Linked DNA regions of Mus musculus: regions 2, 3 and 4 are each linked to region 1. A link is a loop called in an ENCODE intact Hi-C map of the cell type or tissue named here. Cell type or tissue: heart. All regions are shown on one strand. Each heading gives the region's core, and the rest is flanking DNA. Links, peaks and the distances in the headings are about the cores only. Region 1 holds the start of Rps6 (ribosomal protein S6). Region 2 has its middle 49 kb from the start of Acer2. Region 3 holds the start of Haus6 (HAUS augmin-like complex, subunit 6). Region 4 has its middle 4.0 kb from the start of Rraga.

Region 1 (7,848 bases), core at 2,561-5,060:
ATGTGGGTCCCCTAACAATTGGAGCAAGTGCTGTCTCTGACTGTTGCCTGTCATTGGTTCCCCTTCCCCTAGGTAGACAGCCTGGTTGGGCCTCAGTGGGAGAAGATGCACTTAGTCTTGCTGCAACTTGGTGTCCCAGGGTAGGGTGGTGCCCAAAGGGTGTGCCACCTTCTCTGAGAAGGGGAGGGTGAGACTGGGATGAGAGGAAGGGAACTTTGATCTGGATGTAAAATGAATAAATATACAAATGAATGAAAAAGGGAAAAGAAGTAGAGATTGTCTTTTAAGTTGAACTTCTGTGTTTAAAATGATTCTCTGTATCTCTCTCTCTCTCTCTCTCTCTCTCTCTCTCTCTCTCTCTCTCTCTCTCTCTCTGTGTGTGTGTGTGTGTGTGTGTGTGTGTGTGTGTGTGTGTGTGTGTGTCCAAGACTGGGCTAGAAAGCAAACAGCTTTCTGAAACACTAGAACCCATTTCCTCTCCTACAACTTTAGTTAGCCCAGGCTACTCTGGAACTTACTATGTAGATTAGGCTGGCTTCGAACTCATGATCCTCCTTTCTTAATTTCCCAAATACTGGAATTCAAAACAGGAACCCAACATGGCTGACTGGTTGGTTTGATCCACAGCTAGTCCAGGATGGCCTCAATGCATTTTATAGTTGAGGCTGGCCTTGAACTACTTACTGATCCTCCTGCGGAAGCTCCCTGAAATCCTAGAATACAGGTATGCACCACCTCCCTGGTTGCTGTTTCTTTTGTATCTATGGAATCTGCATTTCTAGATACAATAATCTTGAATATTTGAGGAAAAACCTGCACACAGTGAACATTTGTAGACTTTTTATAGTCATTACTCTTATAAAAATAGCATAAAACAACTATTTGCATAGCATGTATACTGTTCTAGGTGGTACACAGGAAGTCAGATGTGAGCAGTACTCAATATCATGCTATTTTACAAAGGAACTGGAGCATCCATGGACTTCGGTATCCACAGGTGTCCATGAGACCAACACTTCATAGAATTGTTGAGACAAGCCCTCAAATGCGCCGTGTAGCTAAGACTCACCTCACACTCCTCAGCTTCCTGCCTCATCTAAGTGCTACTATCATGGCAGAAGTATACAACCAAGACATGATGCAAATTCTTAAAAGTTCAAGCCATCTGTTATATAGAACAGCATGCATTTTAGATTTGTAGCATGGCTTTCTTCACATCTAGAGTAAGAAACCTTTACCCCTTTAACCTGCTAACACAAGTCCATTGGTTTTTGAGATATTACTTTCTTTCTGGAACAAATATTCTACATTTACTTTGTTATCTATCTGCCAAAGATCTGGAGTCAGTGAAATTTGCAACAGAATGCTTGTTTTTCTGAATAGGTCATAGAATTTAGAAACCAAGGTCTGGGGGACAGGTGTGCCCCAAGTTCCAGATCCTATCTAACTCACAGAGATCTGCCTGCTTCGCCTCCCGAATGCTAAGATTAAAGGTGTGCACCACCTTGCTCATCTGTTTTAAGACAGGGTCTCCCCCATGTGACCCTGGCATTAATTTATAGGCAAATAATTGTGTGTGTGTGTGTTTGTGGTGATGAGCTCTTGCTAGGTTGTGGACGCTGCCCTGGAATTCACAACTCTCCCATCTCTCCTTGTGAGTGTTAGCATTACAAGGCCCATTCTAGGAATCTTACAAAATTATGGTAATCAAAACAGTATGGCCAGGCAGTGGTGGCACACGCCTTTAATCCCAGCACTTGAGAGGGAGAGGCAGGTGGATTTCTGAGTTCAAGGCCAGCCTAGTCTTCAGAGTGAGTTCCAGGACAGCCAGGATTAAACAGAGAAACCCTGTCTCAAAAAACAAAAACAAAACTAGTGTGACCTGGCACTGGACAGCCATAACAAACCAAAGGGTCAGGTCAAGTGTGTGGAGAGCGCTCCCATCACATGCACTGCCGGAACAACTACATACCTACATGGGAAAGGAGGAGGCGAGTCTACTGTTGGAGAGACATATGAGCATGACCACTGTGCAGATTTCAATGGCATGTGTTGTAGTTCCAGCCACTTGGAAGGCTGTAAAAGGACTGTTCAAGTACAGAGGCCAAGAGGCCAGCCTAGGCAACACAGTAAGACTTGGTTTAAAAAACAAAACTCCAAGTGGACCACTGACCTAATACAAGAACTAAAATAAACAGGGACCAGTCTTTAAGATCAGATTGCGGTGGCACAGGCCTATGATAATCTCAGCACTTGAGAGGTGAAAGCTCCAGGATCAGGAGTCATCCCCCAGCAACACCGTGGAGTTTGACATCAGCCTGGGCTGCAAGGTGAAAGCCTGCCTTCAGATACCTCAGTATCACATGCAAGCTCCTCCAACCCCTCTCTCACTTGTGTGCATGTTTGATTCAGGCTCTCACTGTGTATTTCTGCCTACCCTGGAATTTACTATATAGTCCAAGCTGGCAAGAACTTGTGACAGCCGTCCTGCCTGTTTCCATAGTGCCAGGGTTAGAAGCAGGCATCACCAATGGCAGGTCTAACAATCCAAAATTTAAAAATAGGTCACAGGGTCTGGAGAGACATCTCAGTGGTTAAGACTAGTAGCTGGGCTTCCAGAGGACCAGCATTCAATTCCCAGAACCTTCATGGCAGCTGACAACCATCTGTAACTCCAATTCAAAGGGATCAGACCCCTTCTGATGTCTGAGGGCAGAGGCAGGCAGCCATACTTCCAAGGATATTGTATAAAGCAACAAAAATGTTCAACAAGAAAATCAACACACAAAATGTGATCGCGCGCGCGCGCACGCGCGCGCACACACACACACACACACGCGCCTTTAAAAGGAAGAAAAATATAAACTTGAAGACTGCACTCAGTGAAGCCAGCCAGTTATAAAAAGACAACTTCCATTTGATTCCATCACATGATGGACTTACTCAAAATTTTAGAGACAGAAATTGGTGACAGTGGTGAGCAGATGGGTATGATGTACATAGAGACTTTCAGAACAGCCAGGGTTTTATACAAAGACAGTCTCAGAAAAACAAAAGACGAGTTTGAACAGAACTGTGTGTGACTGCAGTAAACAAGCATGGAAATGGTGTTAATTTGTGTTTTGAAAAAAGAGCTGACAACGACGGTGCCGCTCAGTGATGAGCCCCGAGGCTCAATTTCCAATCTGAGTTGTCACCCCCAGCCCAGCCACAAAAGGGACAATTTTGGCAGAAGAAGAGCGAAAGCAGAGAGGCTCAAGACTCTGAGGCATACGATAGATGTCTGTGCTGGGTAAACGTGACTGCTTAGCCTCTGCGGTCCGGCGACTACAGGAGCCACTCAATCGCTGGGATCAGGACAAGATCCCGGATTGGAAATCTTCTGTACGGATGAGGGACCTGACAGCCAGGGCGACAATTCCGGTCGTGCTTTCCCATTTTAGGTACTACTAGAAACCAGGGTCGCAAACGGAGATTCGGCTCCTCAGTAGACCAGTCTGGAAGCGGCTAACCCCGGTGATAAACGACAGACCCCGTCACCAGGAAGGTCCAGGAAGCTAAAATGACAGCTCGCTGCAAACCGGCCTCTCCATAGTCTAGTTAATCTACGCCCGGAAGTAACGCCCCTCTAAAGTCACTTCCGCCGGCTGTTCTCGCGAGAACTTAGAGCGCTATGTGCCCTGGGTTAAGCGGAAGTCGGGCCTCTTTTTCGTGACGCCTCCCAGGCGCTCGGCTGTGTCAAGATGAAGGTAGGCGTCCCCGGCCAGGGCCGAGTGAGGCCGCCCGAGCCCGAGCGTGCGGCACGGCCTCGGTCCCAGGCTCGCATAAGTCCCGCACTAAGTGGAGAAGGATCCGAGGCGGGAGGGAACTCGTTTTGGCGGCCCTGGGACGCTCTGGGAGAGCGGATGGCGGGCGATTGCAGCGCCGCCGCGGTGGACGTAGCGCCATAGCGGCGCCCGGCTCCGGGCCCGGCACGCGCGGTCCCGAAGCCCCGCTCGCGGCTGGCAGCCTTGCGGCTCTCGAGCCCTCGCCACTCTGCTAGCGGAGGTCTTGAGGGTCGCCCGGCGTCCTCAGCATCCCACAGAGCTCCTGTAAAATGTCCCGTGGATGCGGCGCTTTGCCGGGCGTGGGATCCGAGCCTCGGACGCCCTGCGTTGTCGGCCCGGCTTGGGTCCCTAAGGTTCTCTCTTGTCCCCCTTTAAAACTGTAGCTGAACATCTCCTTCCCCGCCACCGGCTGTCAGAAGCTCATCGAGGTGGATGACGAGCGCAAGCTCCGCACCTTCTATGAGAAGCGCATGGCCACGGAAGTAGCCGCTGATGCTCTTGGTGAAGAGTGGAAGGTAAGGTTGTTACCGGCATCCATGTCCCAGCTTGGCGAGCGCAAGGGCTGTTTTGGGTTAAGTTTCATTAATAGAACCAAGTTTGGGGAAATGGGCCGAAAGGACATGCTTCTTTCTTGCTTGCCGTACGGAATTCAGGGTCTTAAAAAAAGCCTTTCATGTTCATGCTAGTAAAACCGGGGTAGTCAGGGTAAGTCAAAAGGAGAGAGATGGCTAGTTTACCTTAGTTGGAAACGGAGACAAAACGTGAGTGGTTGAAATTGGTCTCAGTTATTCTCCCTAGTCGGGTGTTGAACCTAAGAGGTTAAGAACCTGCACTTAGTAGGTTGGAACTGAACTAGTAAAATGTTGTTATTTTATGTTCAACGCAGGGTTATGTGGTCCGGATCAGCGGTGGGAATGACAAGCAAGGTTTTCCCATGAAGCAAGGTGTTCTGACCCATGGCAGAGTGCGCCTGCTGTTGAGTAAGGGGCATTCCTGTTACAGGCCAAGGAGAACTGGAGAGAGGAAGCGCAAGTCTGTTCGTGGATGCATTGTGGACGCTAATCTCAGTGTTCTCAACTTGGTCATTGTAAAGAAAGGTGAGGCTTTTGTTGAAGCTTGCTTGCTTGTTTATTGAGAGAGATCTGCCTCCTAGGTAGTGGGCATTGGCCCAAGAAGTTGTTTCCCAAGTGATAAACATTTAATGTCTCTATTTTGATTGTTTCTTTAAGGAGAGAAGGATATTCCTGGACTGACAGACACTACTGTGCCTCGTCGGTTGGGACCTAAAAGGGCTAGTAGAATCCGCAAGCTTTTTAATCTCTCCAAAGAAGATGATGTCCGCCAGTATGTTGTCAGGAAGCCCTTAAACAAAGAAGGTAATGGATTTGGGGGGGGGGTGTATTGTGCTACTGCTGCAGCTTTGCTTGCCAGCCCGGAGTCTGGCTTACCAGACTTTATGTTCATGGCTTTGGGGTTAGGAATGGCCAGGATTCTGAGATTACGAAGGCATTCTCATTTTAATACATTTGAAAATCCTTTAAAGCACTTGATGTATATGTAGGGGCTAGAGGACAACTTGCAGGAGAGGATTTTGGAGAGACCGGGTTCTAAGCTGGTGTTTTGGACTTACTGATGACTGGCTCTCGTATTTGTCACCTCTGGGACATAGATTATGGAAGTCAGGAAAAACACTTAAACGTAAGAAAAAATACTATGTGTTAGGCAGCATACTCATTAATGAAGAGTACAGCATCAGGTACACGATGTTACTGTGTCTGTAGGACATGGCTTGTATGTGAGATACAAATAACTCAGGACTGTGGACTTGTACATGTACTAATTAGAGTGGTACTAAAGGAAACGTGTAACTCAGTTGACAAGAGGTTTAAAAATGGTCCATTTCCCCTCATGGACAGAGTGGCTGACCTGTAGCAGAACTTGACTATCCCAGCTTATTTACAAGGGTCCATGAGCTGAGATGACAGCAAGTTTCTGTTCCTAAAGAGACCTGTAATGTGGAGTAAGTGTAAATTCAAAAGGCTAAAACAAATTTTAAAAGTTCTAATAGTAGGCAGAGTCCATCTAAAAGTAGGATTCAAGCATAAATGAAAAAGAATGCAGACCATAGGGTCAGAGTAATACTTTAAAAAAAGGTTTTGAGGACAACACAGGCCTTGGATGAATGGTGGGGGTTGAATGGGGCCTTAGGTGTGCCTGGCTTGAGTTACACCACTGCATAGTCATCCAGCATGGGTGCTGAGAAGTGATTGCTCATCTGGATTTTTAGGTAAGAAGCCCAGGACCAAAGCACCCAAGATTCAGCGACTTGTTACTCCTCGTGTCCTGCAACACAAACGCCGACGTATTGCTCTGAAGAAGCAACGCACTAAGAAGAACAAGGAGGAGGCTGCAGAATACGCTAAACTTTTGGCCAAGAGAATGAAGGAAGCCAAAGAAAAGCGCCAGGAACAGATTGCCAAGAGACGTAGGCTGTCCTCACTGAGAGCTTCTACTTCTAAGTCTGAGTCCAGTCAAAAATGAGTCTTTAAGAGCAACAAATAAATAATGACCTTGAATCTTTCATTGGCTTTCATTAATAGTGTAACTAGATAAATGATGGGAAAGATGAGACAGAAGAAGGAATACATCTATAGGACTGCTAGAATATGGGGAGAGTGATTATTTTCAAATTAATATGTATCGAGCTTCTACCCCAAGGTAAATAAATAACATTTGGAGACCATTAAAATGTAGGATGGCATAGAAGAGGCCTTTACTAAGATTAATAATTAAAGAAACACAGCCTTTAAAGTAAAAAACACACTGTGCCTTTGAAACTTGCTAAAAAGATTAACTTCTGTCCCAAAAGGTATCAGCCATGCGCTACCAGCCTCCCTGCCCCTACAGTGGCAGTGGCTGCATTCTTGGTGAATGGTAGTGGAAGGGATTAAACCTAGGCCTCAGTCATGCTTCCCAGTCACTGGTACTGATTTGTATGCACCCGCTTAGGTGTGAAGGTAGTTTTGGTGTGTATCACAAGTTAGCCTGTGTAGCGAAGACAGGTTTTCTCCACCGTGTTTTTTGTTACACATGACTATTCACAAATGTGCTGCAGACAGTAAAATGAGAAATACCCTTCCAAGGACCTGCTCTTGATTTTTGTTTTGGGGTAGGGGTGTTCCAAGACGGTCTCTTGGTTTAATTTAGGTTATTGTGGCATTCAGTAGACCACACCGGCTGCAACTCAGATCTGCCTGTCTCTGCCTCCTGAGTACTGGGATTAAAGGAATTCTAATCTAAGATTTTTTTTTTTCTGGCAGAAGAGTTAACACATTAACTTGGGTATTAACAGGTATGCTAAAAGAAAAGGCTGCAGGCTACCAGGAACAAAGCCACCTCCTTTTAGTGCACAGGTTTTACTATACAAATATCACCTGTACTCAAACGAGAGCCTTTTTGTAAAACATTCCAGGTACACTGGATCACTGCCATTGGTGGCTCCGTTATTCTGTCCTATGCTAAGATCTGATGACTGAAACCAGTATTAAGTCCAACATAACACTGATCATTGTTGAAGGACATTCTGATTCTGGGAGCTGTGAATATCAGAACTCCTAACCCTGCTAGTGTTAACAAACAATGTTCATTCAGTGTGGGATTTTCACATCTTGGTTTTGTCCACTTCATCTTTATATGACATGTGACCCATTGTGATTTTGTGTTTTTCAATATCCTGGCTGGCCTGGGGTCAAAAGTTGCTTCAGCTACTCTGAGTGCTGTTGGTTGCCAACATTCCTAGCTTTGCGTAAAACAGGATCTTTCTAGGGCAGTGTCTGGCTGGCCTGCAACTCACGTATGTAGTCTCTGCCACCATGACTGGAAAGAGCAGGATCTTAAGGTACATGAGGTTCAAAGTGAGTAATAGAAGCTGCTTCCCTAGAAAACAAGTTCAAAGAGTAAAACCCAAAGCATTGCTTATATATAGTGTGATTCACTAGGCAGGCCCCAAGTTCTACAGCCA
Region 2 (2,500 bases), core at 1-2,500, 66 kb before region 1:
GTATTTTAAACTATAGAAAAATTCAACAGTATGAAACACAATATATGTCAAATCCAGTACCACAACCCATGATAAGGACAATCTAACAGTAAACCTGGAGAGAAGTCTTGCAGAAAATTAAGGTCCCTTTTTGTTCAAAACACCCTAGCCTGCCCTCCCAAGCCTTATTTAGTACTTGAAAGTCTTTAGATGTAATATCGACTCCTTCTTAATGATACCTAATAACTGTACATATTTATCAAGCACACCAAGATAATGCATGCATATGCCGTGTAACGACACAACCACATCTCTACCACTCCCATCCCAGTGACCAGCTAATATTCTTTGTGCTAGGGGCCTGAGAATTCCTCTCTCCCAGTTCTTCCTGAAATGTACATTACATTGATGTAAATTATCCTCACCACGCTGAGCCATAGACATTAGAAGTCTCTCTAGTATACAGCTACCTACCTCTGCTATCCCCAACCCCACCCTGCGTTCATCTCTCTGTAGCTGGGACAAACTGCTTGAGAAACAAAAGGGAGACAGATTACTGGTGACCCACTGGCTCTCACTCAGGGCATCAGCTGATAGAAGCACCCGTGGAAAATAAATGTAAGAGAATATTATTCAGCCACATGAAAGAATGAAGTCTTGGAATTTGTGGCAGTTGAGCTAGAGGTCATTAAGTGAAATAAGCCAGGCACATAAAAACAAATATCGCATGTTCTGTAAATTGAAGCTAAAAACAAAACAAAAACAAACAAACACAAAAAAACTAGACCAGTGTCTCAAAGAACGGGAGAAGAATAGCTGTCAGTGTGGAGAACCATTGTTATGGTTTGAGCTGAAAGCTCCTTTGTTGAAAGCTTGGCTGCAGACAGATGGGATTTGGGGAAGTGATTGGCTCACAAGGGCTCTGACTTCATCAATGAACTAACACATGGATAGATTCATAATTTGGTAGCCCTTTGGGGAGGTGGTGCAAACTGGAAGGCGGAGTCCAGCCAGAGGAAGTGTCACTGATCCTGCACCCTGGAAAGGTGCATTGTCCCTGGCCCTCTCCTCTCAGCCTCTTTCCTGCCCACCCTGAGTGGGCAGCCCCCTCCGCACTTGGTTGATCCTGCATCCTAACAGTTGTGAGGAGTTCTGCAATGGCATGGACCTGGGAGCACAGGGGCCTCTGACAGACTCACTTTACTTTGTTTGGACTGTTCAGGCTTGTGTTAGAGTCTTCTTTTAAAATTACCTTTTATTTGTTTGTTGTTGCTGTTGGTGTGTGTGCATGTGTGTGTACACATGAGAAGGTTAGAAAATAACCTACAGGAGTCTTTCTTTTACCGCATGGATGCTGGAGATTGAACTCTGGTCAGTGGACTTAACAGCAAGTGCCTTTACCCACTGAGCCCTCTCACCAGCCCCTCATATTGGCACCTTAATGCAGTGAGTATCTTTGGGTTTCATCCCTTTCTTCGTCTTCTTCTCCTCCTCCTTGTTCCTTCCCTTCCTCCTCTCCTATTTCTTCTTCTTCTCTTAATTCTTTCCCTTTTTTCCCCACTTCCAAACAAGCTCTCACTAGCTGGCCTGGGACTTACAAGGATATCCTGGGGTTCACTCTGTACCGTCTCCTGAACACAGAGCCCTCACCTTCCCTAGGTTCTGTTCACACTACCGAGCATCGAAAGAGACTGGCGATCCTCTTTTCAGGATCAAGTTCAGTTTCAAAACCAGATCCTGGCTTAGTCTTGCATAGAGTGGTTCCTTATTGTGGGGACAGGAGGTGTAGCTCCTAGGCACATCATTCCTTCGGGAAATCACATGCAGGGACATTGCCATAGAGAGAAGGCCTCCTCAGACATCAAAAGACTCCAAGGCTGCCAGTGTCTCTCCCTATTAGCCAGAGGAAGTCTGGTCACCGAATTTAACCTTAAATTGAAATGACCGTCACAGAAAGTTAGTAATAATAAGTAGGTAGATGCAGGTCCTACCACCACAGTCACTGACTGACAGGTTTTGGGCATTTTGTTGTTGTTGTTGTTGTTGTTGTTGTTGTTGTTGTTTTGTTTGCACCACAGCCCGGTTTATCTCACAGAACACAGTCAAAGAGAACAGAGGCAATTCTGAGGTTCCTGCTTCATCAGGACTGCCTGTCTATTGCACAAATGCAGTTGAGGCCCACACCAAATGGGCTGGACTGGAGCCTAGAAATTAGACCTAGGAATTTATTACAGTGACTCCTATACATCTCACAAACAGACTATGGTTTGTGACTATAGTGGGTGAGGACTGTCAAGTAAGGTCAAGCTAACTGCCAGAGGCCACACAGGCAGTGATGGCAAGAAGACCCTGCCACAGAAAAGTCCCTTTAATAATAAGTCTACCCACATAGCTCTTGGGCCGTGAAAGTTTCAAATGTGTTTGAAAAAAATCAAGAAATAGATGATAGATAAATAGATGATAGATAGATAGATGATAGATTAGATTAGATTAGATAGATAAATATTTGGTCTTTGTTTTA
Region 3 (7,848 bases), core at 5,349-7,848, 250 kb after region 1:
GACTGGTGTGTGGTGGAATCTCAGGGTTGTTTTGATTTACATTTCCCTGATGATTAAGGATGTTGAACATTTTTTCAGGTGCTTCTCTGCCATTCGGTATTCCTCAGGTGAGAATTCTTTGTTTAGCTCTGAGCCCCATTTTTAATGGGGTTATTTGATTTTTTAGAGTCCATCTTCTTGAGTTCTTTATATATATATTGGATCAAATAAATAAATCTTAAAAAAAAAACAACACTCTCTTCCTGGTGATGACTGCGGTCAAAAGAACAGGCAGTTAGGACGTGAACGTCAGATCCAAAGCAGCTCCTCACGCCTCCACCCTTGAGTGCTGAGAACATAGACAGTGCCGCCACCACACGGAAACCTCCCTTTCCCAGTTCACCGCTAGAGCAGACTCTGTAAAATACTTTCTTGTGTGCCAGGGGCTCAACTCTCATCCCAGCACTCTGGACGCAGAAGCAGACAGATCTCTGTAAGTTCAGTCCAGCCTTGCTACTACATAGTGGGACACTCTCAAAAACTAGAGAGAGAGAGAGAGAGAGAGAGAGAGAGAGAGAGAGAGAGAGAGAGAGAGAGAGAGAGAAAGAGAGAGAGAGAGAGAGAGCATTTTGAGTTATTATTCTTCTTTTTAAATAATAATGTTTTAATTTTGTAGGACTTGTCTAGGAACTGAAATAGCAATTTCTTTTCTAATTTTGATATACAACCCTCAGGAGGCAGAGGCCAAGACAATGGTAAGCTTAAAGCCAGATTGGGCTAAGTAACCCTGCCTCAAACAAAACTTTAAAATAGTCATCTCAAGGGGCCAGGGGTGTAGCTCATTGGTAAGCTTGTGGTTAGCGAGTTCAAAGGCCCTGGGTTCCACCTTCAACACACAGGGAGGTAAAAAGGGAGCTGTGAAATACAGTAGTGTAGACTGGATGGCTCCAGCCAAAAAGAAAATATTAGGGGAAAGCAAATGTTCTAACAGCCAAATCAACTAACAGCAACAACAACAAAAACTACCCTCAAATAAAAGGGCAGAAATGAAGAAATGGATCAAGGAGCTACTGTTTTACCCTGTGCCATAAACAGACAAGATATTTTACGTGACTGAGAAAAGTCTCTGTAGTGAATGATGGTGATAGTTGGACGACATTGTGAACATATTTAGTGTTGCTGAGTTACATATCAAAATCATGGCTTGAATGAGGCATATATGTGGCTCCCATCTGTAATCTCAGCATGTAGGAAGTGGAGCTAGAATATCAGGAGTTCAAGATGAGCCTCAGTTACACAGCAAGTTCAAAGCCAGATTAAGATCTGGAAAACTAAAAAGTAAGCCCAGCTTGAGTTACACTGAATCATGACAGACAGACAGACAGACAGACAGACAGACAGACAGACAGAGATACTTAGCAAAATCCTGTCTCAGAATGATCAAAATAACATATTTTATTGAAAACATAATATGTAAACACATACTAAATGTTTGCCTGTGTTTTCTCCCTGTGGCTTTAGTAAACGTTCATCTCCTCCTGTTTGGCTGCTTGATCTCAGTAGTAAATGACATGACCCTTTGTAAGAGATCCTGTTCTGCACACTGTGTCATTTCATACAATTCCTTAATGTTTAATTGCTGAAATGCCTTTACAATAACGTTTGGCTGTAGGTCAGTGAGATGGCTTAACGGGTAAAGGGCTCCCTGCCAAACCTGGTGATCTGAATGTGACTCTTTAGAACCTACACGATAGAGTGACTCTCGCAAACTGTTCTCACACACACACGTAATAAAAATATAGAAATTGGGTAGCATAAAAGTGGACCAGAGAGCCTTTTTAAAAACTGAACATTGCAGCCTGGCGTGGCGGTGCACGCCTTTAATCCCAGCACTCGGGAGGCAGAGGCAGGCGGATTTCTGAGTTTGAGGCCAGCCTAGTCTACAGAGTGAGTTCCAGGACAGCCAGGGCTACACAGAGAAACCCTGTCTCGAAAAACAAAAACAAAAACAAAAAACCTGAACATTGCTAATTTCTCTTTCTTAGGACATTCTTTTTTTTTTTTTTTTTTTTTTTGAGACAGGGTTTCCCTGTGTAGCCCTGGCTGTCCTGGAACTCACTACTTAGAACAGGCTGGCTTCGAATTCAGAGATTCTCCTGCCTCTGCCTCCTGAGTGCTGGGGTTAAAGCCATCACCACCACATCTAGAGGAAATGCTCAAGTGTGTGACTCCATGGCCTTCTATGTCACTGTGCTCAGAGGATGTAATTTACAAAAAGGTTTTAAGATCAAGAGAAATTTAAAAATTAAGTAAAAAGTACTAGAGGTTCTTTACTTACTTTTCCTATCTTGAAATTTTTCCAGTTGGGCCTGGTGTTGCATATCTTTAATCCTAGAACTCTGAAGGTTTTGAGAGGTAGGAGGCAGGAGGATCAGAGTCCAAGGCCAGCCTCTACTACATAGTGAATTTGAGACCATGCTATTTTACAGGAGTCTCTGTCTCAAGAAAGATAACACCATCAACAAAGTTTCTTTTGCACACGAAATTGTCTCTTTTTGGAAGTGCATTGTTTAGGTTTAAGGGCAGCAAAAGAGTGCTAATGTATTTAAACTCAAGGCCACAGTCTTGCTAGTCTTAAGTAACTGTAGTTTGTGGTTTAAATATTCTCATTTAAGCCAGGTACATTCGGGAGGCAGAGGCAGGCACATCTTTGGGAGTTCAAGGCCAGGCTGGTTTCCGTAGTGAGTTCTACATAGGCTAGGAATACATAATGAAACGGTATCTCCACACACCCAAACCTTCTCATTGAGCTGTGTTCATGAAAACAAGCACTTCCTTTGCAGGCAATTTGGGTTCTAGCAGTTGCCTTGATACTTGTTGACTCAGTCATCAGGAAACACAAAACTAGATCCTAAAGTGTATGGTTCTTTCCCCTTCCCAGGTCCTCTTAAAATTAAAAAAACAAAAACAAAAACAAAAACAAAAACAAAAACAAAAAAACCTTCTTAACTTGCCTCAGTGCTGGATTTACTATAAAGATTAAGACACTGAATATAGCAGGACTTTCTCTGGACTTCCAGTGGATGGAATAAGGAAATGGAGACTTGCTGTTTTTAAAAGCCTAGGTACTATAGCTGGGCAGTTTCTCAGCTATTATACTCCACCAAATCCTGGCCTCTGTCCCTCCATATGGCCCTTTTCCTGTCTTTCTCCTTCAATCCCATGTCATGCTGGTGAATCCCCACATCTGGTTCTTCTCCCAGAAACTCTCTCTCTGCTAAGAAGTTCTGCCTTTCCTCTCCTGGCAGCTATTGACTTTCATATTTTTATTAAATCAACTAGTAAGTGAGGAAGGTATTACAAAATATTGGGGTAGGTGATAATTTGTAAGAATAACAAAACCAAAATGTGGACAGTACTCAGCTATCTGCTGGTACAGCATTCAATATTTGAATATACAAAGACAACCTTCACACAATGCACGAAAAGATTATATCAACAACTGAATTTGTGAGGTTAGTGGCACAAAACATTGCTGGTCACAAAACAGTATCAAGTATTAAGTAGCTAAATATATTCTATAAACTAAAATATAAATACATATTTTAGTAACTATGAATGTCCTTTTTGCCCAGGTCATGGTCACAAAGTATGATTTCTCACTAAAGCAGGGGTTCTGGAAGAAATGGCTGATTTCAGGTCTGCACAGGAACTGCCCAAAATGAGCCTTCAATTTCTTGGAAATTTGAGTAAGTCCTCATTGTCCAAATAAAGGATAATTTGAATATTTATATGGATAACAAATCCAGCAAATTGAATCCTGTACATCTGTGTAGTTCCACAAATTCATGTGTGAATATATGAGATGTGGAGGGGTTGGGCTTCAAGGTTAGGAGGTTGAGATTATGGAAGTGTTAGAGCAAAATTGACAACATAAAGGGTTTTATACCATGAGCAGAATGGAAGACAGACTTAAACAAGGTCAGTTAACTGAGAGGCTGGGATATTTAAAAAGTCACCTATGTGGATAATAATCAAACACCAAAACTTCCTGTGAGCAATGTCAGATCTTAGAATGAACTCTGGTGCTTTGGAAAGCTTACAGATGGCCTCCTTGCAAACTACAGGAACTTAATTTTACAGGAACTGGTGCTTTTAGTAAGTCAGGAGGCAATAACTGCTTGATATGGTAATGTGAAATATGATAGTTCCCTACCTCGAAGGACTTGTTATACAAGGGATGTTCGAGAAAGAATAGCCAGAAGTTCAGGGTGCTGGAAGGGGAAGCTGTATACTTAGGTGAAGGGAGCCTCCTAGCCTGGAGAGTGTAGTGGTGGAGTCATAGAGTAGGACTCTGGTGATGGCTTTAAAGTCTGAGGTCTTGGGGCTTTCTAGCTCTCTAACTGTACTGAAATGCTGATGATAACTTCTAAAACGTCCTTCTGAGGGTAAAAGACTGCTGGTTTAGGTGATTAATAACTGTAGCCTAACAGCAGAGGATTAAACAATGTGCCTTTGTTCCATCTCGGCAGGAACTGCTGGGCTCTAACTTTCAGCCTGCTAGTCAGAAGTCACAGGAAGAAAAAGGGACACTTAGAAAAGTTATTATAGCATTTATTACTAAGTTGTAAAAAGTTTCCTATGGAAGCCATCTAAGGGGAAAAGCGAAAAGATCCTAAGTGGGAAAAGGAAAAGGGAAAAATTCTTCTAAGGGGGGAAAGGCAAAAAATTCTAGTCTAAGTGGGGAAAGGCTTTAAAAAATTCTTCTTTCTCATTTGTCTTCAGTACCTATACATCTTTCAGAATACATGATCACAAAGTTCACACAAAAAATCAAATCATAAATTGAAATAGAAGTTTACAATAGAGAATGTCTACATTCGTATCCATTAGGAATAATTTTCTGGCTAAACATCCATCACCTGTCTCAGCTCCACAGGTTCACTGAAGGTTTAAAACCATAACTAAGTTATTAGTGAAGTTTTGTATAGATAAACCCAGTCAATATTTTATCTTCTGTCCTAGCACCTATAATAAATCATTAGTTCCCTTTATATGACTTTTGGTTAATTGTTTTATCACCTCTTGGAATGTGCTCTGAATAGGAGAAAATCTGGTTACCATCTAAGAACTGGTAACATGTGGAAAATTGGCCGAGTTCTCATTGCAGTTTTGACTATCAAAAACGACTTAATAGGAGTCCCAGTAAAAATGAGCTTAATAATCACAGATAAAATTTTAGGAATTCTTATAGGATCATCATGATGACTTAAGTCATCTATTTGTCTATATGGCATCACTACAAGACAATACATCTTCATGGATCTGCAGAGATCTGCTCCAAAGGGGTGTGCTACTACTTAGTGATTGTTATATATTTTTAATAATAACAGGAAAAGCAATATTAATAGCAGGAATCTTCCCTAAAATGAATTCCTTACAGCCTTGCTTAATAAGGGTGCACCTGTCGCAGGTCATCTAATAATCCGAAGTAGACCACTTCAGGATGATGCTTGTCCCATTATGACTCCTGACACTCAGCAGAGAGACAGACTTTGTTGTAGTTGTTATTCGAGATAGGGTTTCTCTGAATAGCTCTGGCTGTCCTGGAACTCACTCTGTAGACCAGGCTGGCCTGCAACTCAGAAATCCGCCTGTCTTCTCCTCCCAAGTGCTGCCCGGTGAGAGACAGATTTCTAGTACAGCAAGTTGAAGTATGGCTGGTGGTGCCTCCCACAAAGATGGAGAGCATTCCAGAATTAGGAATTCAGGGTCATCTTCCTTTGGGAAGGGAGTTCAAGGCCAGAGGAGGCTAAAAGAAATCTCGACTTGCAACCTCCACGACCAAAGAAACATTTGATAATAAAAATTTTGCCAAGCACTCTAGATGAGGTGATCAATGAACAACTCCATCGGCCCCTGTGACTCTTGCCCATTAATTCATATAGTAGGAAGGCAGGTACAGTCTTCGACGCCAGACTGCGCTACATAAAGTTAGAGCTACATAGCAAGATCCTGCCTTTTTGGTTTTGCTTTGTTTTATTTCGAGACAGGGTTTCTTTGTGTAGCTCTGGCTGTCCCGGAAATCAGTAGTGTTCTCGAACTAACAAAGTTCTTCTCCTCTGAGTACTGGGATTAAAGGAGTACACCGCTGCCTCCACCGGACAAGACCCTGTCTTAAAATAAAGGAAAAGATGATTTGTTTAGGGCCATACACCTGCATCACTCACTATAAGGAGCTACAATGTAGCTTTTACTGAACAGCAATCACAACCCGAGCAACAGAAACCTAAAACGCAAAGAATCCGGAACTAAGGCCGGGAGGGCTCTAGAAAACACCCGGTTTCCGGACCTTGGGGCAATTGGCTGGTCACGCAATGCTTTGTGGGTCTTATAGTTTCTCTCAGGGACTTCATGTGCCCGGAGACAGGGATGCATTGCATGGTGGGAGATTGAGTCCTCTTAGGAAGACCAGTCCCGGAAGTCGGGACTGCGCCTGCGCCTGCGCAGTGTAGTCTTCCGCAAGCGCGGGAGTCTTGGTTTGCGTGGAGCGCTGCAGTCACTGTCTGTTTTTCTGGGCGCGTTCGGCCTTTTGTGGTGGGATGGCTCTCGGAGAGGAGGCAGCGGGCGGCCGCCGCAGAGGGGTTGTCGTCACCCCGGGATGCCTGTAGGAGGGGTCCAAGGGTCCTCACGGCTTCGGTGCCTTCGTTTTCCTCCGTCACAGTCGCCCTGCCCGTGGAAAGCATGAGCTCGGCCCGGGACTCCGCTTTCGAGAAGCAGCATCTCTGGATGTACCTGCAGGCGCTGGGCTTGGATCCGAGCTCCAGCATCACGTTCGGCGGGAAGATGGTGCCGCACGCGCACCTTGGAGAGTAAGGAGATCTGGGGCGGTGGCGCGGTCCTTGGCGTCCAGTCACTGGCGGCAGAACCCTGTGGTGGGGGACTGGTCGTCACCAGTGTAAGGGATGCGGGTGCGGGACGCTTTAGAGGCGTGCTCTGCAGTTGAGGCACAACGGCGGGCCCGCTTAACCCTGCCTTCGTGGTCTGTAGTTGGTGGGAGGCGTCGGGGAACTATATATGCAAACATCTTATAAGTAGTTAACTGTGGGTTTAAACTTTGAATCCGAACTAAAACATGTTACAGCTAGCAAAAACATAATAATGTGTGGGAATGAAAATCAAAAGCCGATACCCTTTCCTTTGCCACTTCAGTTATGGTTGCGATCACAAAAAGAAATACTTTGTTTATATTTGTATACTTTAGACACGAGCTTCCGGTTTCAGGCCCCCTTTCCTCCTTATAATTTAATGGAAAGAATGATTCTATTATTACTATATCACCATCATCACCATTATTACTATTTTTTTTTTTCGAGACAGGGTTTCTCTGTATAGCCCTGGCTGTCCTGGAACTCACTTTGTAGACCAGGCTGGCCTTGAACTCAGAAATCCGTCTGCCTCTGCCTCCCAAGTGCTGGGATTAAAGGCGTGCGCCACCACCGCCCGGCTACTATTATTTTTATTTTGAGACAAAACCCCCCTCTCTGTAGTAATGGGAGGTGTGCTGGGATTTTAATTCCATCGCCTTGCTCCTCCAGATTGCTGTTTTGCTTGCTTGTATGTCTTGTGTGAGGTTGTCAGATCTTCTGGGACTGGAGTTACAGTTTAGATCTGCCATGTGGATTCTGGGAATTGAACCCGTGTCTTTTTGGAGGCGCAGACACTGTTAGTAACCTGAGACATCTCTCCAGTCTCAATGAATTTTGTCTTTTGTTTGATTTTTGTTTTTGTTTGTTTGTTTATTTTTCAAGACAAGGCTTCTGGACCTCTTTTTGTGGACAGGCTAGCCTTGAACTCAGATACCAGCCT
Region 4 (7,848 bases), core at 216-2,715, 280 kb after region 1:
GGGCCTGCCGCCACCCACTTCCGGTGGCGACATCGCGAGAACGTCGGCTACTCCTTTGAGACCCTTGGAATTCTAAGAAACTGCTTCTTCCATTGCAATCTAGCGCACAGCGAGTTAAAATGAAAGGGCGAGCCCACGCTGGGGTTTTGTTCTGCTTGGGTTGCCCTGGGTCTTTGCAGAAGGGGTCGAGTGAACCTGGGAGGGAGAATGCTGCCCCCGCGTGGCCAAAAGTCCTCACACGCCCACTGCCATTATCACCTCAGAGAGATAATAGTGCTGTAGGCTTGACAATCAGGCAGGTAGAGGAGCGGGGATGACAAATGAAAACCAGCAGAAAGAGATTTCGAAAAACTAATTGCCCAGGGCTAGGCAGTTCCTTACCAGGGAGACATCCTGATTCCTTGTTCTTTTTACCTCAGCTTGAGAATGTGTAATTAGAATCCAAAACTCGAGTAGAGGGTAATATGGAACACCATGCAATAGCTTCGTCCTCACGGTTACCGTGTGAACAACTGTTTTCAAACCTGAGGGGGTTAACGAGTCTGAGTGCCTTAGAAGGTCTGCTCACTTAGCCATAGGCCACATGGCCTCAAGCCTTTAAGAAGAGATAAGCAGTGTCATCCAGTAAGTTGAGGCTGAGTCAGTAGAATTACCAGGGCACGTCATATTCCTAAATTAGGACACTGCATCCTTATTGTAAAGCCCTTTCCAGGTTGTATACTACACTGTACCAATGAAGACATTTTCTCACTTATTCATTCAAAAATTGGATGTTGGGGCTAGAGACATAGCTTATCATTTAAGCCATGGTCTCCCGCACAGATATGGTGCACACACACACACACACACACACACACACACTGCTCTTCCAGAGAACCTGGGTTTGCTTCCCAGCACCACTGTGACTCCTTGAAACTGTAACTTCAGTCCAGGGGATGATGCCTTCTTTCAACCTCTGTGGGCACTGCATGCATATGATGCATAGACACACAGGCAAAATATGAATTTACATAAATAATGTTTACAATATGCAAGAAAATTCAAAAGTGGGCTGGCAAGATGGCTAAGCGGGTAAGAGCACTGACTGCTCTTCTGAAGGTCCTGAGTTCTAATCCCAGTAACCACATAGTGGCTCACAACCACCCCGTAATGAGATCTGATGCCCTCTTCTGGTGTGTCTGAAGACAGCAACAGTGTACTTATCTATAATAATAAATCTCTGGGCTGGAGTGAGCAGAGGTCCAGAATTCAATTCCTAACAACCACATGAAGGCTCACAAGCATCTGTGTAGCTACAGTGTACTCATATACATAAAAAAAGACAATTTAAAAGTAATCATTGTTGCAGGATATTTGATCACACTGAACCCTGAGAGTGTATTGTTTACTAAAAGACAAACAAAAACAAAAAAACGATTTCTAGTTGTGATGTGGCTCAGTCATAGCACACACCTTTAATTCCTCTGGTTAGAATACAGATATGCCCTTAGAACACACTTTTAATCCCAAACAGTGAAGGTAAAGTTAGTTTGTAGAAGAAAGCACCTTGTTTGAAAGTTATGTCTAATTGAGTGGCAGACAAAGTAACAAATCAGAGAAAGATTTGACAGAATAGGCTACACCCAGCTCTCAAGAGGAGAGGGGAAAGAGGTTACATAACCAATAGCAGCACACACACACACACACACACACACACAGAGAGAGAGAGAGAGAGAGAGAGAGAGAAAGAGAGAATCTACCAGGACAGTTACAAAGAGAAAAGGTTGAAAAGAGAGAGCAAGCTAAACACAGGGGAAGGCAGAGGAGCCAGAGACTGAGAAGGAGTCAGAAGATTAGAACAGATTGCCAAAATCAGTATGAGGCCAAGCAGAGCAATTAAGAAAAGGCCGAGAGAGAGAAGCCAGATTGAATCAGTCAGTTTGGAGAGGAGTTTGAGCCAGAACAGCTGAGTTGACCAGCCAGCCAGAGATCAGAACAGGAAAAGGTGAGCTTATTCAGCAGTAAGTCTCACAGGCAGGAAACATTCTAGCCCTAGATTAGATTGTATGGAAGCTAGAAGCTTCTAGGACCTGGCCTAGGTTAGCAGACAGAGACAGTAAGCCTTGGGGATGACAATAGGAGTAGAAAAGATACATTTACAAGCCATTGCTCCCTTTTATGCATTATTTAGTTAGTGTGTGTGCGTGTGCATGTGCACGTGCATGTATGTTGAAATAGATGTCTTACTTAGGGCTGGCCATTCAGTAGTCACTCTCAGTTCTTTGACCAGTTATGAGTCTCTGCACTAATTGCTGCCCACTACAGAGAATCTGCTCTGGTTGAGGCTGAGGACAGAACTAATCTATATGTAAACATAAATATTTAGAAGGGAGTTGGGCATGCCCATTTAGCAAGATAACTTGTAGGTTCCTCAAGTTTACAGTACCAGACATGAATTCTCTCCTTTGCAACAGGCTTCAGATCCAATGCAAAAGCAGTTGGTTACCTCATAACCTTTGTGTTGCTATTGTACCAGTGGGCATGGCAGGTTGGTGTTATAGCCTTCAGGGTTCACCACTGGGTAGTATCACTGACGACTTCCCCTGCAGTCTGCTTAGTTAGTACCCTCTGGCACACGAAAACTCGCCAGCAGGGAGGAAGGCTTTAGGTCTGTTCCAGCTCGATGCCCCCTCCCCTGCCCCTAGTTTGATGTCTTTATGCTCTGCAACCAAAATATATTCTGTCTCGAGCAATAGTGTCTTACTATCTAGTTATGGTCAGTAACCAAGAGCAACCGCAATCACCAGTGTTGTTTGGGGAGCCTCTGGGGCCTTTCTGACCCTGATCCCAGGTCTGGAACTGAGTTTTTGTTTAATAACACACATCTTCTGGGGGAAGTTTTGACTACCCATGCTGGGTACCTGTGTTTAAAGTTACACGCACATTTTAATTAGCCTACACATAGTGGGTCTTCATAAATGCTTTCCTTAGATCCTTTGTTTTGGTTAACAAACTCCTCCCTCATGCTGTACCCCGACCCAATCACTGCTTAAAGTTTTAGCCTCCAGTATTCTCCCCCCTCTATTTTCCTATTGTATGTATTCTATATACCCTCACCCATGAAGAGCCCTCACCCCTACATGGCCCTTTTTAGCTTCCTGAGTTTGACATGTACTCCCAAGTAAGCACAGATCTGAAAGTTCAATAGCCTTTGTTCTGAACATTTAGTGTTTTAATTTTGTCAGATGTGTGTGTGTGTGTGTGTGTGTGTGTGTGTGTGTGTCTGCCTGTCCATCTGTGTGAGTGTACACCACTTGTGCATCAGAGAAGGCACTGAATTCTGAACCAAGGTTACAGGCAGTGGAGAGCCACCTTAGCTAGGTGCTGGAAACCAAACTTGACTCCTCTAGAGGAATGAGGAATACTAATTGTAGTGAGGATTTTTGTTTTCTAGTTGGGGGGTTGGAAGGGATTGGGGTAAAGAAAGATGGTAAGAAAAAGATCCCACTAAAATAACCAGAAGGCCAGCTACAACTGATAACTCCTGAACTCCCAGTCCCAAGTAGTTTAGTTGTCATATGGTGAGAGGAGTCTCTTTTCTGATCTGTCTGTGTGGTGTTGTAAATGCCTTGTGTGTCTGGACTGGCATCTCCTTTCCTAAATCTGGGATTTTTTTTTTCCTGCTTGGTTCCCTTGAAAACACTTTTCATGTCTCTAGAATGAGATTCTTCTGTTTCTTCAATGCTGATAATCTAACAAATTTGGCCTTTTCCAAATGTCATATGTATATTGGAATTGCCATTGGAGTCTTCTTATTTTTTTTCTTTGTCTTTGTTAGATTTTGTTCTGCTTTCTCCATCTTGTCTTCAAGATATTCTGTCCTCCCCATCCCCCGTCCATTCTTGCTGATTCTTTCCACAGAGTTTATTTGATCTATTATGCTTTTTCACTTCCAGATTTGAGATCAGTTTTTCTTCAACCTTTCTCCCTCTGTTGAATTCCTTTCATACCCATTATCTTTCTTATTTCACACAGCTGTTTGTTTGCGTCTTGGAACATGCATACAGTCACTATTTTGAGTTCCATCTTTTGGGGTATCGCTGTAACCACCATGGCTAGCAGAGTAATAACTGGTGGGGTGCGAGAGGTGGTTTCCTTCAACATTGCTGTGTAGCCGGTATTTGTTCAGACTTTGGGAATCAGACCCTGAATAGCTCATTGTAGGCATTTTGAAGGACTGAAAATTTTCTTGTAAACTTTCCTGGTGATAACCTACTCCTGAGTGAACAATAAAGTGTTCAACATGACTACATTGGAACTCTGGAAGCAACATGTGACATCTTCAATAAAGATGAATTCTACAGATTCACTCTAACTGACACTTTCCATAAAGATAGGTTGTATAGATTGACAAGCTCCTGATAAGTTCCAGGAGGAGGATCGGATGTGGCCTTGACTGCATAGCTACCCCAAAGCTCACCCGACTGTTAACCACACCTGCTCCTGGCCTTCTGGGCTGATAACAGGTTTTTACATTCCTTTCTTTGAATGAACAACCCTGTGTGTTTAACACTCCTGGTTCCCCTATTGCTAATCTGTGAGCACAATAGCCCCCATGCCTCCAATATACCATCCCCTTTATTTTTTTAAAGAAAAAAAATGTGACTGTAATAGAGGCCAAGGTTCAATGTATTGCTTCATGGCTAATCTAACTAATATAGACCAGTATAACAGAATTGTAAGCCTAGCTAACTGAGGACTAAGGAAAGGGGAAAGCCATCTTAACCATGATAATCATTTGTACTGGCTGGTTTTGTGTGTCAACTTGACACAGGCTGAAGTTATCACAGAGAAAGGAGCTTCAGTTGGGGAAGTGCCTCCATGAGATCCAGCTGTGGGGCATTTTCTCAATTAGTGACCAAGGGGGACGGGCCACTTGTGGGTGGAACCATCTCTGGGCTGGTGGTCTTGGGTTTTATATAAGAGCAGGCTAAGCAAGCCAGGGGAAGCAAGCCAGTAAGTAACATCCCTCCTTGGCCTCTGCATCAGCTCCTGCTTCCTGACCTGCTTGAGTTCCAGTCCTGACTTCCTTCAGTGATGAACAGCAATGTGGAAATGTAAGCTGAATAAACCCTTTTCCCCCAATTGCTTCTTGGTCATGATGTTTTGTCCAGGAATAGAAACCCTGACTAAGATACCATTCAAAGTCACTTAAAGAGATTTTATCTTCCTGTGAAGATCATTAATTTGATCACCCATAGTATGAGAGAAATCTGACACATTTAAGCAGCACACACAGGAAACGGCTAACAACCAAGATTGTGCTTGAGCAACAATGTCTTAGTTAGGGTTTTACTGCTGTGAACAGACACTATGACCAAGGCAAGTCTTTTAAAGGACAACATTTAATTGGGGCTGGCTTACAGGTTCAGAGGTTTAGTCCATTATCATCAAGGTGGGGGCATAGCAGTATCCAGGCAGGCATGGTACAGGAGGAGAGTTCTACATCTTCATCTGAAGGTGCTAGTGAAAGACTGGCTTCTTGGCAGCTAGGATGAGTGTCTTAAAGCCCACACCCACAGTGAAATACCTACTCCAACAAGGCCACACTTTCTAATAGTGCCACTCCTTGGACTGGGAATATACGAATAATCCCAAATTAATCTCTTGATTAATTTCTGCTCATATTTTTGCTGCAATAATGGTAGTTTTACTAACCATACAGGCCATCTTTGAGACCTCTCAGTGTTCCAGTAATCATTCCTGGGACTGGCCATAAAAAAATACTAAAAATAATCCTTAGTATGGGAAAACATCATACTGTTTCCTATTCCAGGCATGCCTTTATTACACCTCCCTAGCCCCCTGACAAAAAGTATTTGGATTCTGCACTGACAAGCTGAGAATTAGTATAATCAGCATCACTTTTGGGTCAGTAATATAGTGTTCTTGCCTCGCCAAGGCCTCGGCTTGATGAGTTGGTTTTGATGTCTCCCTAAGTCACCAGCTTTCTGTTCCTCTTAGGGCATCTTTTCTTGGTTTGTTGTCTACCTTCAGACGCTTCATTGGATGCCCATGTCCAATGCATCAGAGCAGGAACACTGGGGCTTCACTCATTTTCTGGAAGCATAACCTCACTCTGATGTTAGAAGAACATCAGGTCTTTCCATTGATTAGTTTCTACATCTTCCCACTTAACAAACACTTTTGGTTGTGTCTCCATTAGGGAAAAATGGTTTGGGGTAGCAGCAGAAGTCTTATGTTTTAAAGTGAAAAGCTTAAAGTAAGCACAGCTAAATGTGGCCCCGCACGTGGGGACTTGGGTGGGTGTATGCGTCTTTTTTCCATTTTTAAGATTTGCCATTTAAGTGTTTGATGATGCCATTCTACAATAGCCTGACCCTGTGGATTGTTAGGGATTTCAGTCATGTGATGAATATCACATCATTTGCAAAATTCCTTAAATCATTTGCTAGTATACGCAGGGCCATCAGTTTCTACGTGTAATGGGAGTCCGAGAAAGCAAAAGCACACAGAGCTACTTGACAAAGTCAAGTTCCAGATATAGACACAATGGTATTTTCCTGGAGCCCTCAGGGCCCCATGTCACACCTGGGGCTGAGCTCTGCGGTGGAGGCATGGAAGTCCTGCTGTGCTCTCACTCTGGGACTTCACCCAACTCACTCTCATTAGATGTCACTGCTGTAGAGTCAAATTTTGAAGAAATTATGTCTTCATTTTACATAATTTTTGTTACTGCCTTAGATATATGCATCTGATTTTATTTCTTCTATCTTAATTTTAAGTGTGTGTGTGTGTGTGTGTGTGTGTGTGCGCGCATGTAGACATGCAGACATGAATGTGCATGTGAGTGTAGGTGTCTGGGGAGGCCAGAGGCATCAAATACCTCTGGGAACTGGTGTTACAGCCCAGCCATCCTTCTGACATAGGTATTGGGAACCTCATTTGGGTCCCCTGCAAGAGCAGTACCTACTCTGCTCTACTGAGCCGTGTTCCTAGTCCCTTGTTTTATTTATTTTTTTCTTTATCAGCCACATTCTTTCAGTCAAAGTATTTGCAATGTTCAAGTGCGACCTGGATGTGGTAGGGTTGACTGTGTGCTTCGGAACGTAATTCCTCAGAAGAGGAGCCCTGGGTGCCTGCAGCCCATTCTGTACGGCTTCCAGAGCAGAGCCTCCCCTGGGAGAGCAACCACGGCTCTTTGAGATTAGTCCTATGCTGACATTTTAGCCAACTACTAATGGTGGGTGCTCTGACTCCAGTAACTGTTGAAGGACAAGTAGCCAGCAGGAGTGTGGTGTATGCTTGGATTGTAGCTAATAATATTAGGAATGAAAGTCAAGGAAGGTAAGTAAAATTGAATATTAAATATCAGATAAACTTTGAAAAAAACAGGTTGCATGAGGATAAGGGTTAATCAACTTCAGAAAGAAATGTCCAAGTGGGTAAAGTAACTAAGAGGAAGAGTTGTGGTACAGACAATAGATTTTAGAGATTGCTAAGGTCATGGAAGGTTATAATTAGCAAGTAAGAAGAGTAAGAGATAAGATGTCTTAGAATTAAGGATGGAGGAGTATGAGGTGTGCCTGAAGGGTGTAGTGAAGAAGGTATGCCTTCCAGTAAACTGAGTGGGAATGACTCCTGCTGTCACAGCTATGTGTAGGCAGTAATTAGGGGTGATAGCCTTATTTGTTCCCATTCTAGCTCCCAAATAATTGACACAAAGACTTGTTAAGTTTATTAACAAGCTTTAAGCATATGACTGGCAGATACTCATTTATTCTCGCCCTCTATGCCATCTTAGCTACTTCTCTCCTTATGGTCTGTGTTACTTACAGTCTCGGTCTC

The links. Hi-C counts contacts between places; a loop is a spot of excess contacts. Peaks named below come from ENCODE experiments on the same cell type or tissue, not always from the same donor. Only the 100,000 strongest peaks of a DNase experiment are listed, where the experiment ranks them.
Region 2: it touches region 1 in a loop (5-fold over the local background); 6 of 42 quality-filtered maps call a loop at or near these places.
Region 3: it touches region 1 in a loop (2.9-fold over the local background); 5 of 42 quality-filtered maps call a loop at or near these places.
Region 4: it touches region 1 in a loop (3-fold over the local background); 9 of 42 quality-filtered maps call a loop at or near these places.

The regions. Positions count from the first base shown.
Region 1 is chr4:86,853,222-86,861,069 of GRCm38, reverse strand. It overlaps Rps6 (ribosomal protein S6), which reads left to right and starts at 3,703. Exons shown (of 5, transcript NM_009096.3): 1 at 3,703-3,749; 2 at 4,211-4,342; 3 at 4,714-4,924; 4 at 5,057-5,203; 5 at 6,115-6,971. The coding sequence starts at 3,744. The coding sequence ends at 6,368. In heart, for the core only: a CTCF peak has its summit at 3,892; a DNase peak (open chromatin) is centred at 3,649; H3K4me3 peaks cover 2,500 bases; H3K27ac peaks cover 2,231 bases.
Region 2 is chr4:86,922,267-86,924,766 of GRCm38, reverse strand. It overlaps a transcript of Acer2 not described here. Among named protein-coding and RNA genes, the nearest start is that of Acer2, 49 kb to the right of the region's middle. In heart, for the core only: no CTCF peak of the experiment used is centred there; no DNase peak of the experiment used is centred there.
Region 3 is chr4:86,610,689-86,618,536 of GRCm38, reverse strand. It overlaps Haus6 (HAUS augmin-like complex, subunit 6), which reads left to right and starts at 6,482. Exons shown (of 17, transcript NM_173400.3): 1 at 6,482-6,851. The coding sequence starts at 6,724. In heart, for the core only: a CTCF peak has its summit at 6,582; a DNase peak (open chromatin) is centred at 6,426; H3K4me3 peaks cover 2,266 bases; H3K27ac peaks cover 1,466 bases.
Region 4 is chr4:86,567,799-86,575,646 of GRCm38, reverse strand. No RefSeq gene overlaps it. Among named protein-coding and RNA genes, the nearest start is that of Rraga, 4.0 kb to the left of the region's middle. In heart, for the core only: a CTCF peak has its summit at 1,177 (motif pointing left); no DNase peak of the experiment used is centred there; H3K4me3 peaks cover 464 bases; H3K27ac peaks cover 518 bases.